Regions from separate parts of the Homo sapiens genome. Here all the other regions are linked to region 2. A link is a contact called in ENCODE Hi-C or POLR2A ChIA-PET data. All regions are on one chromosome and are shown on one strand. The core of a region is the stretch at or near the end of the contact, and the rest is flanking DNA. Distances in the headings are between cores, read along the strand shown. Region 1 holds the start of PLK4 (polo like kinase 4). Region 2 holds the start of SNHG8 (small nucleolar RNA host gene 8). Region 3 holds the start of TIFA (TRAF interacting protein with forkhead associated domain).

Evidence for each region. A loop is a pair of places that touch in the nucleus more often than their neighbours do. ChIA-PET counts read pairs that join two places held with the same protein, here RNA polymerase II (POLR2A). Pooled maps may share reads with other maps.
Region 1: a pooled map shows a loop between it and region 2 (9-fold over the local background). The contact joins the promoter of PLK4 here to the promoter of SNHG8 in region 2. A Hi-C loop is called at or near these places in 2 of 50 pooled maps. POLR2A ChIA-PET finds 5 or more read pairs at or near these places in 2 of 52 experiments (AG04450 and CD4-positive, alpha-beta memory T cell).
Region 3: a loop to region 2 is called in a map of CD8-positive, alpha-beta T cell, with 16 times the contacts of the local background. The contact joins the promoter of TIFA here to the promoter of SNHG8 in region 2. A Hi-C loop is called at or near these places in 2 of 168 maps with a recorded cell type or tissue (CD8-positive, alpha-beta T cell and naive thymus-derived CD4-positive, alpha-beta T cell) and 10 of 50 pooled maps.

Annotation. Positions count from the first base shown.
Region 1 is chr4:127,879,603-127,882,302 of GRCh38, reverse strand. It overlaps PLK4 (polo like kinase 4), which reads right to left and starts at 1,410. Exons shown (of 16, transcript NM_014264.5): 1 at 1,139-1,410; 2 at 377-472. The coding sequence starts at 1,168. RefSeq lists an enhancer at 1,087-1,326.
Region 2 is chr4:118,277,355-118,280,054 of GRCh38, reverse strand. It overlaps SNHG8 (small nucleolar RNA host gene 8), which reads right to left and starts at 1,293. Exons shown (of 3, transcript NR_034011.1): 1 at 1,263-1,293; 2 at 624-666; 3 at 232-431. It overlaps SNORA24 (small nucleolar RNA, H/ACA box 24), which reads right to left and starts at 865; the gene lies at 735-865. PRSS12 (serine protease 12) reads left to right here. Exons shown (of 13, transcript NM_003619.4): 13 at 1-17. RefSeq lists a silencer at 1,466-1,515 and an enhancer at 1,586-1,765.
Region 3 is chr4:112,284,517-112,287,216 of GRCh38, reverse strand. TIFA (TRAF interacting protein with forkhead associated domain) reads left to right here and starts at 1,313. Exons shown (of 2, transcript NM_052864.3): 1 at 1,313-1,577. RefSeq lists a silencer at 1,261-1,570 and enhancers at 2,211-2,330, 2,361-2,540.

The DNA of each region.
Region 1 (2,700 bases), core at 161-2,660, 9.6 Mb before region 2:
TCCTATTAGGCTGACTTCTAACAATCAAGAATAATATTTTGTATGTTACAGGGAAATACAAAATTATACACAGTGAACTATAAACAAATTATTTGTTAGTTGATTTCTACTCATTACTCCAAGTATGGATAATTACACCACATACGAGGTCTACTGAACATTAATGAAGATAAAACTTACTTAAGCAAGGTCAAGGCTTTCCTAAAATATTTTTAAGTTCAACGGCTGGACTTGGCACTATTGTCTTCTGCCTATGTAAAGTGTTCCTTACACTATAATCAAAGGAAAGGCTAGTAGACAAGGAGTTTCTGACATCTCTGATACCTCTCTAGTTACTTGCAAAGTACAGGAGAGAAGTTGATTAGTTTATTCTTACCATTTTGATTGCAACTTCCAAACCAGTGTGAATGGACTCAGCTCTGTAGACACCAGCAAATGATCCTTTACCAAGCAGATTTCCAACTTTAAAATCCTTAAAAGTTAAAATTAAAGATTATGTGTGATGACTCACAGTAGAAAGGAAGATGGGAAGGGGCTGGAAAAAGAAGATAAAATGGATCGAGTGGGGAATTTGACAAAATTCAAGCGGGTATTACACCTCGATGCAGCAGGTGTCTAGGGTGGAAGGCATGTTGACTCCGTGCGGGGATACCTGCGCTTCCAGGCTGGACTGGAAGCTCAGGGTGATGGTGCACCCTAGTGATCTGGTTCCTCAACCTCAGTGCAGCCTAAGCGCCCTCCTCCCATCTCCAGCCAATCCCCGGGAGCGGAGGGCTCGGTCAGAATCCCGCCGCAGCTCCCGCCGGAGATAACCGCCATCCCCTTGGAGAAGTGGGAGGTAGCCCTGCCCTGCTCTAACGCGGTAGCTCGGGCGGGATTGCTGAAAGAAAGCCGCAGTGCCTCGGGACACTGCCGGGCGGGGAGGGACTCACCTGTCCCGCCTTCCCTACTCTTGTCTCTTGAGGGGCGGGCCGCTCCGCCCCTAAACAGCAGGGGTCTGGGCCGTTGGGACCCTCCCTAAGCACCTCGGTGCCCGCCCCGCAGCCGTTAGCTTCGTTCGCTCCCCTTCCCACAGCGGTCTCGTGTCCTCCCACAATTACTCCCACCCGCCCCGCTGCAGACTGCCGAGTCTTTTCACCTCGATCTTCTCCCCGATGCAGGTCGCCATATTTCCAGGCTCTGGCCTGGGTTCTCCGGATTAGCTTCCTTCACGCAGTCCCTTCGAGGCAGCGCTCCAAGCAGCCAGCCGGCCTTGGCGCCCATCAGGCTCGGCTCTCTAAACCGCCGCTCCAGGCGACGACGCTGAAACCACGGAAAGTTCTCCCTGACACCTTCCGAGGCCTGGGCGGTGCCTCTGGGCTCCCATTTTGAAAATCTCCCGCCGCTTGCCGTCCGAGCTAGGCTGGTGGTGACGTAACGAGATGGATCGCTCCGGATAGGCTGCGCCGGGGCGCGCATGCGCGGCAGACCTTCCTTTGCGGCCGGCCCAGGGTTCTAGACTTCGGGGCCAAGGGCCGGAAGCGCTGCGGAGAGTTTAGTTCGGGCGGGAGGCTGTCTCGGGCCCACTCTCGGAAGAACTTCTGCAAGACGGGTAAAAGAGCAGGCCTTAAAGATGGGACACTTATGGCTGATCGGTTACTTCACGGTCCGAAATACCACTTCTAATTCCGGAAAGGGTTTAAAACTATTTTAAAATGTCAAGCGTTTAAGACTTGACGGAACAGGGCAAAAAACATTACCTTCCTTTAAGGAACACCGTTTACACCACTACCGCTTATTCCGTAGTTTGTTATAACTGTAGTTAATGTGTACGGTACCTTAAGAAAACGAACTCCATTCTTTATTTTGGCAAACTCCTAAGTATTTAATATTATAATGTCATTTGTATAATAATTTACAGTTAGATCTCTCATACACATAATTTGTATGGATCAAAAGAGACCTCTGTAAGTTTGGGATGGTGTTTTGCAGGTGAGAAAAGTGTGATGCTTAAGGAAGGATATTTAACAAACAGAAGTAGCGCACAAACTTAGATCTTCTGTTATTAAGTGAAAGCTCTTTTCCTTGATGTTAGTGTGTATTTCTTTTTCTTTTTCTTTTTTCTTTTGAGATGGAGTCTCGCTCTGTCGCCCAGGCTGGAGTGCAGTGACTCGATCTCGGCTCACTGCAGCCTCCATCTCCTGGGTTCCAGCGATTCTCCTTCCTCAGTCTCCCGGGTAGCTGGGATTTACAGGTACGCGCCACCACGACTGGCTAATTTTTGTATTTTTAGTAGAGACGGGGTTTCACCATGTTGGCCAGGCTGGTCTCGAACTCCTGACCTCAGGTGATCCGCCTGCGTCGGCTTCCCAAAGTGCTAGGAATACAGGCGTGAGCCTCCATGCCCGGCCCATTTTTTTTTTTAAACTTTTTAGTTTCAAATAATTTTAAGCTTACAGAAAAGTTGTAAAAATAATAGAGAACTCCTGTTGTCCTTTACTCAGATTAACCAATTCTTAACATTTTGCCACACTTGTTTTTACTATTCTTCATGTGTAATATACATGTATAAATATATAAATAAGCCTATTATTTGTATTTTATGAATCATTCTAAAATAGGTTACATACACTATGCTCTTATACCCCTTATTTCTAAAGTGTGAATTTCTTAAGAACCAGGGTATCCTCTTGTATGTTTATCAAATTAAGGATATTTAGC
Region 2 (2,700 bases), core at 44-2,543:
TAATTTTCCACCTTGTATAACTGCCTTAAATTTTTGTATGGTTTAAAAAGAGTCTGCTGTCTCCCTTGGGGGTAGCCTGGTAATTTTTATATTTTACATTTTTCACAAAGGCTGCAATTACCTTAGAACTGTACTCACACTACTTCCACATGAGCGTGTAACACTAAATAGGAGGTATTATGCTATTAACTACCTTTCCGTCTATTAATCACTCAGTCAAGGAACAATGAGTAGCCACATGAATTAAGCATTTTATTTAATTATCACGGACCACCTTAAATATTACTTTACAAAATTCAGGCCTATATTTAAAATAGGTGTCCTGATAACTTCCAGGATATTATTCGGAACACCCGTTTCCCCAACTACGATAAGTCCATTGCCGGATGCTGAATAAACTTCGCCCATTACCACTTGGATTTCTTGATAGTCTGCAAGAGAAAAAAAGCATTATAAAACTCCGAGCTGTGTACTTACCTCACTGTTTTGAGATCTTATCAGCTAATTCAGTTGGTTGTTAACTCAAACTACAAAAGCCAGCAAAACGGGCCAACTTTAGCTTTCCAACGTCCTGCCGCTAAGGCGTTTCAGATTAACTCAGAAATATCAAAAAAGAAATGTACCTTATGTTTCCATCATCCATCGTAATGTGTTCAGCTCAGCTTCCTAGAAACATTGAACAACGGTTTAGAAATTTTGCCCAATAACCCGGCACCCTCTAGGTTTTTAACAGTGAATGTTACTTGTGCAAGTCAGAATCTGATACCAATTAAATGGTGACAGCTTTGCCAATAAACAAGGATATGCTCTTCCATGGCTAGGAAGGGAGACTGCCACGGCTGACAGGTCCCAAAGATACATGGAGATTCACAATCCAGAATTAACCAGCAACCAAACTGCTACAGGTTATTACTCACCATCTGGCTCAAACTGACGGTTCTCGGGGTGCTAGGGCACAAGAGCGACAGAGTAGACTCAAGATGGCCACATGACACAGACGGCTGAACAGGCTTCACCGGAGTCCCCGAGTGCACGGAACCTTTCCCCGAGGGCCCACGGCCCACGCACGCCGGGGTTCAGGGTCCAGGGCTGCACGTGGACGCCCGGCGACCTAATGAGCACTCAAGTCCGCGCATGCTTGTAAACTTAAGGGTTTCCAAAGCCGCCCCCGACCTACCAATATCCTGACTGCGCTGCCTTTTAGGTAAGGCAGTAAGTTTCGGCCCAATTATCATTTTAACTTACGAAAGACAACTACGTACTTTCACCTAATCCCGACGCTTCCCGAATGTGAAAGGCCGAGGCCTTCGGCACACGCTCTCTTATAGAACTGATGACGCTATTCCGGGGGAAGCGCCGCGAGGGGCGGAGCCTATGCTGTTTCACTCCCCGCCCCGCCTAGCCCCGCCGCGGCTCCACCTGTTCCGTCTACCACCCCCTTCGCGGCTCCTTTCCCCCCTCCCCCGCACATGGTCCACGTCTGAGCGGGTCACCTGGCTCCGGATCCAGACGCATGCGCACATACGAGAGCCAAAAGGTTCTCGCATAGCGAAAGATCCTGACGCTTACCGGTGTAGGTCACGAAAGCGAGGGGGATTTTTTTGGTATTTCCTGTTTAGGATACTTATTTTAGACAATATTAGAAAAAGGGGCCGAACGCGGTGGCTCACGTCTGTGATCCCAGCACTTTGGGAGGCCGAGGCGGGCGGATCACTTGAGGTTAGGAGTTGGAGACCAGCCTGGCTAACATGGCGAAACCCCGTTTCTACTAAAAATACAAAAATTAGCCTGGTGTGGTGGTGAACGCCTGTAGTCCCGGCTACTCGGGAGGTTGAGGTGGGAGAATCTCTTGAGCCCGAGAGGCGGAAGTTATGGTGAGCTGAGATCGCTGGTTAGCATTTTACAAATTACCTAATCACTACTCAAAAACAAGAAAAGTCTGAGAAACTATTATGCCAGAGAAAATGATGCATAATGATTAAATGTAATGTGGTATCCTGGCTGGGATCTCCAGCAGAAAAAGGACATTAATGGAAAACTAGCGAATCTGAACAAAGTGTGGAATTTAGGTAATAGTGCCAATACCGATTTCTTTATTGTGACAGATATACCATGGTATTGTAAGATATTAATGGTAGGGGAAATTGGATGAAGGGGGTGTGGGGACTCCATTTTTGCAAATTTTCTGTAAATGTAAAACAAAGTTTAACTTAAAAAAGCAATTATAACCTTACAGTCTATTATACTTTCATTTTAAGACAAAGTAGTGATTTAGTAGTGGTTTCTATCTACTTTAGTGTGAAATTTGTGGCTGAGATGACAGTATTTCTAAGTTTGACTTGAGATCAAACCCAATGAATTTAGCTGCATTCAAACCAAGGCTTTGAGCCTTTGGATATTCAGGAGAGACAATGTGGTAACAAATAAAAGAATTAAAAATTGGTTGGTAAATGAAGATTGGCTTAAGGATTTTATTTTATGTATTTATTTATTTAGAAACATTCTTGCTCTGTTGCCTAGCCTGGAGTGCAGTGGCATGATCTTGGCTCAGTGCAACCTCCACCTCCTAGGCTCAAGCGAGCCTCCTGCTAGGCGTGTGCCACCACTTGGCTACTTTTTTTTTAAGGTTTTTTTTTTTTGAAAGACAAGCCCTCACTATATTGCCCTCAGGCTGATCTCCTGTGCTCCTGGGCTCAAGTA
Region 3 (2,700 bases), core at 64-2,563, 6.0 Mb after region 2:
CGACATTATGGTGAGTTGTATAATTATCTCATTATATATTACAATGCAATAATAATAGAAATAAAGTGCACAATAAATGAAATGGGCTTGAATCATCCTGAAACCATCTCCCGTGGCCCCAACCCCAGTCTGTGGAAAAAGTCTTCCATGACACTGGTTCCCAACAGGGATTGCTGGTCTCTACAGTGTCTATCCTCTCTCTCTCTTTTTCTTTAAACAGAGTCTCACTCTGTTGCCCAGACTGGCGTGCAATGGCGCCATCCCGGCCTCACTGCAACCTCTGCCTCCCGGATTCAAGTGATTCTCCTGCCTCAGCCTCCCGAGTAGTTGGGATTACAGGCACCCACCACCAAGCCCAACTAACTTTTGTATTTTTAGTAGAGATGGAATTTCGTCATGTTGGCCAGGCTGGTCTCAAACTCCTGGCCTCGTGATCCGCCCACCTCGGCCTCCCAAAGTGCTGGGATTACAGGTTTGAGCCACGGCACCCGGGTCTATCCTCTCTTGACACCTACTCTCCTTAGGTTCTTCACACTTAGGTGATTCCAAATCTTTTCACTGAGGCAGAAAGGTAGCATTACCTTCTTCTAAGCTATAAAGGACTCCTGAGAGGTGTTTCCCATTTCATCATGTACCAGCTTTTACTTGTGGACTCTGGATGTCCATTACGATGCAAGCGGCAGGAGAGAAAGCGACTGGACTGCTCTGCTGGGTGTAAGGCGAGGGCAACCTGGAGCAAGTTCAAATCCCGCCTCTGCGGGAGGCAGAGGTTGCAGTGAGCCGAGATGGCGCCACTGCACTCCAGCATGGGCGACACGGTGAGACTCGTCTCAAAAAAAGAAAAAAAGAAAAAAAAAATTCCACTTCTGCTCGCCACACTCCACCATTCTCTGAGCCTCGGTTTACTCATGTGTAAGGGGGACTGCGATGATTAGAGGAGCTCGTGCATGCCACGCACTGGCTTGCTTGGTATCCTTGGAGTCACCGAAAGATTAGTTCAGCTCCCCGCCTGCCCACGCCCTGGGGCAACACTCATTTTGGGGAAAAGTCCTCCTTAATGCTGAAGTGATCCAGTTCCCTTCTTTTCTCTAGCTCGCCAATCGGGCTGGAGGAGAGGCCACTCGTTTGGGAAGGCGCGGTCCGGGTCGGTGTACCGCGCACCAAACCCTGCCAGAGAACTGAGAGAGGCGGCCAGGGGGCTGGGTACCTGGTGAGAAAGGCGCCAGCTGCCGGGTCACCTCGAGAGGAAGGAAGGGGCGGGAGCGCGAGTGGAGCGGGCGGAGCCTGAAAACCTCCGCGCCACCGCTGCGCTCTTTACAAAGGCCCCGGGCGCGAGAGGACGTGCTCTGCCAGCCAGTGGGAAGGCAGGCCGCGCGCGCGGGAGCGCGGGAGGATCGGCGGCTCGCGGTCACTGGTCCCTGGCTCGGTTCCCCGCACCCCGGGGCTCACACTTACCCGCGCGGAGGAGCAGCGGCCGGGTGTCCACCCCCATCCTGCGCCCAGTCTCCTCGATTCCCCTCGCTCTGAGCCGGGAGAGCCGAACAGCTGAAGAGAGTTCACTGACTCCCCAGCCCCAGGTACTTGCGGGGCGGCGGGCTGGGGGTGAGGTGGGGACTGGCCCTTTTCTGTTTATCCCGCAAAGACAGCAGCTTTGTCCAGGAGATTTTGGGGGTGTCGGATCGGAAGTCATCCCCCGCTGCTCCTGCTCACCTGGCACACGCTCACCATATGCTAAGGAAAGCCTGCAAAAATTATAGACAGCACCTCCCTGTTTTATAAAATATGAGAATATTTACATAAATGAGGAAACATTGGAGATGGGGGTGTGTTTTCTCTGTACTTTGGTATTCTTTTCAACGTTTTTCTAATCAGAAAACAAAAACGAATGCCATTTATGCAGTGTGGCTCCAGAGCAGTTGTGCGTGACCCCCCTCCCCCGCTTGCCAACTGCTACGGCCCCACGCTCTCGGTGGCCAAGCGAGACCTTTCTGAGGGGCCCTGGGCTCCCTGGAGTGCCGAGGTCCTTGGTCCTAGACCTGACTCCTTGCTTCAGTCTGGTTCATGAGAGAAATATAGTAATCCGTTGTTTTCTGGGACTTTCCCCAGATTTCAGATTGAAAGGTGGAATTTCCCAAATCCTCTGAAGCCAAAATCCACACTGAGCCTCACTGCGGATTTCCGCAGCCACCAGGAAGTGGGACTGGACCCCAGGTCAGGCCAGTCAAGTAGAGTGGGAGAAAGAAAATCTCATGTCTGAAAGACACCGAGCTTTCCTAAGGGTTTCCTCCTGCTGTTTGGTTTTCACTTTTTTTTTTTTTTTTTGATTCTTTGTTTTTGCAAGACCTGTGGTTTTAGTATTAATTCTGCCAAACAGCTGTGCCAGAGTTCACAAATATCTTCAGAGCCACACTTCAGGGTGATCCTGTTGAGCAGGGTTAGACAGGAGGATAACTTGGTCCTTTGCTCTGCTTCCAAGTTTCTGTTCCCCTCCTGTGTGCTCAGTGTTCGGTATTCGTTAGGGAGAAAAGCCTTGAAACTTCCTACTTGCAACCACCCAAAGACATACTCTTTCTTGAGAATATATTCAGGGGGAACTGGGGAGGCGAGGGGGTTGGGGGGAAATGAAAGTAAACATTTTCACCATCCAGAGCAGACCCCATTAGTTTGGTCAATCCTGTTTTAAAAAATAGACTTCTTAAA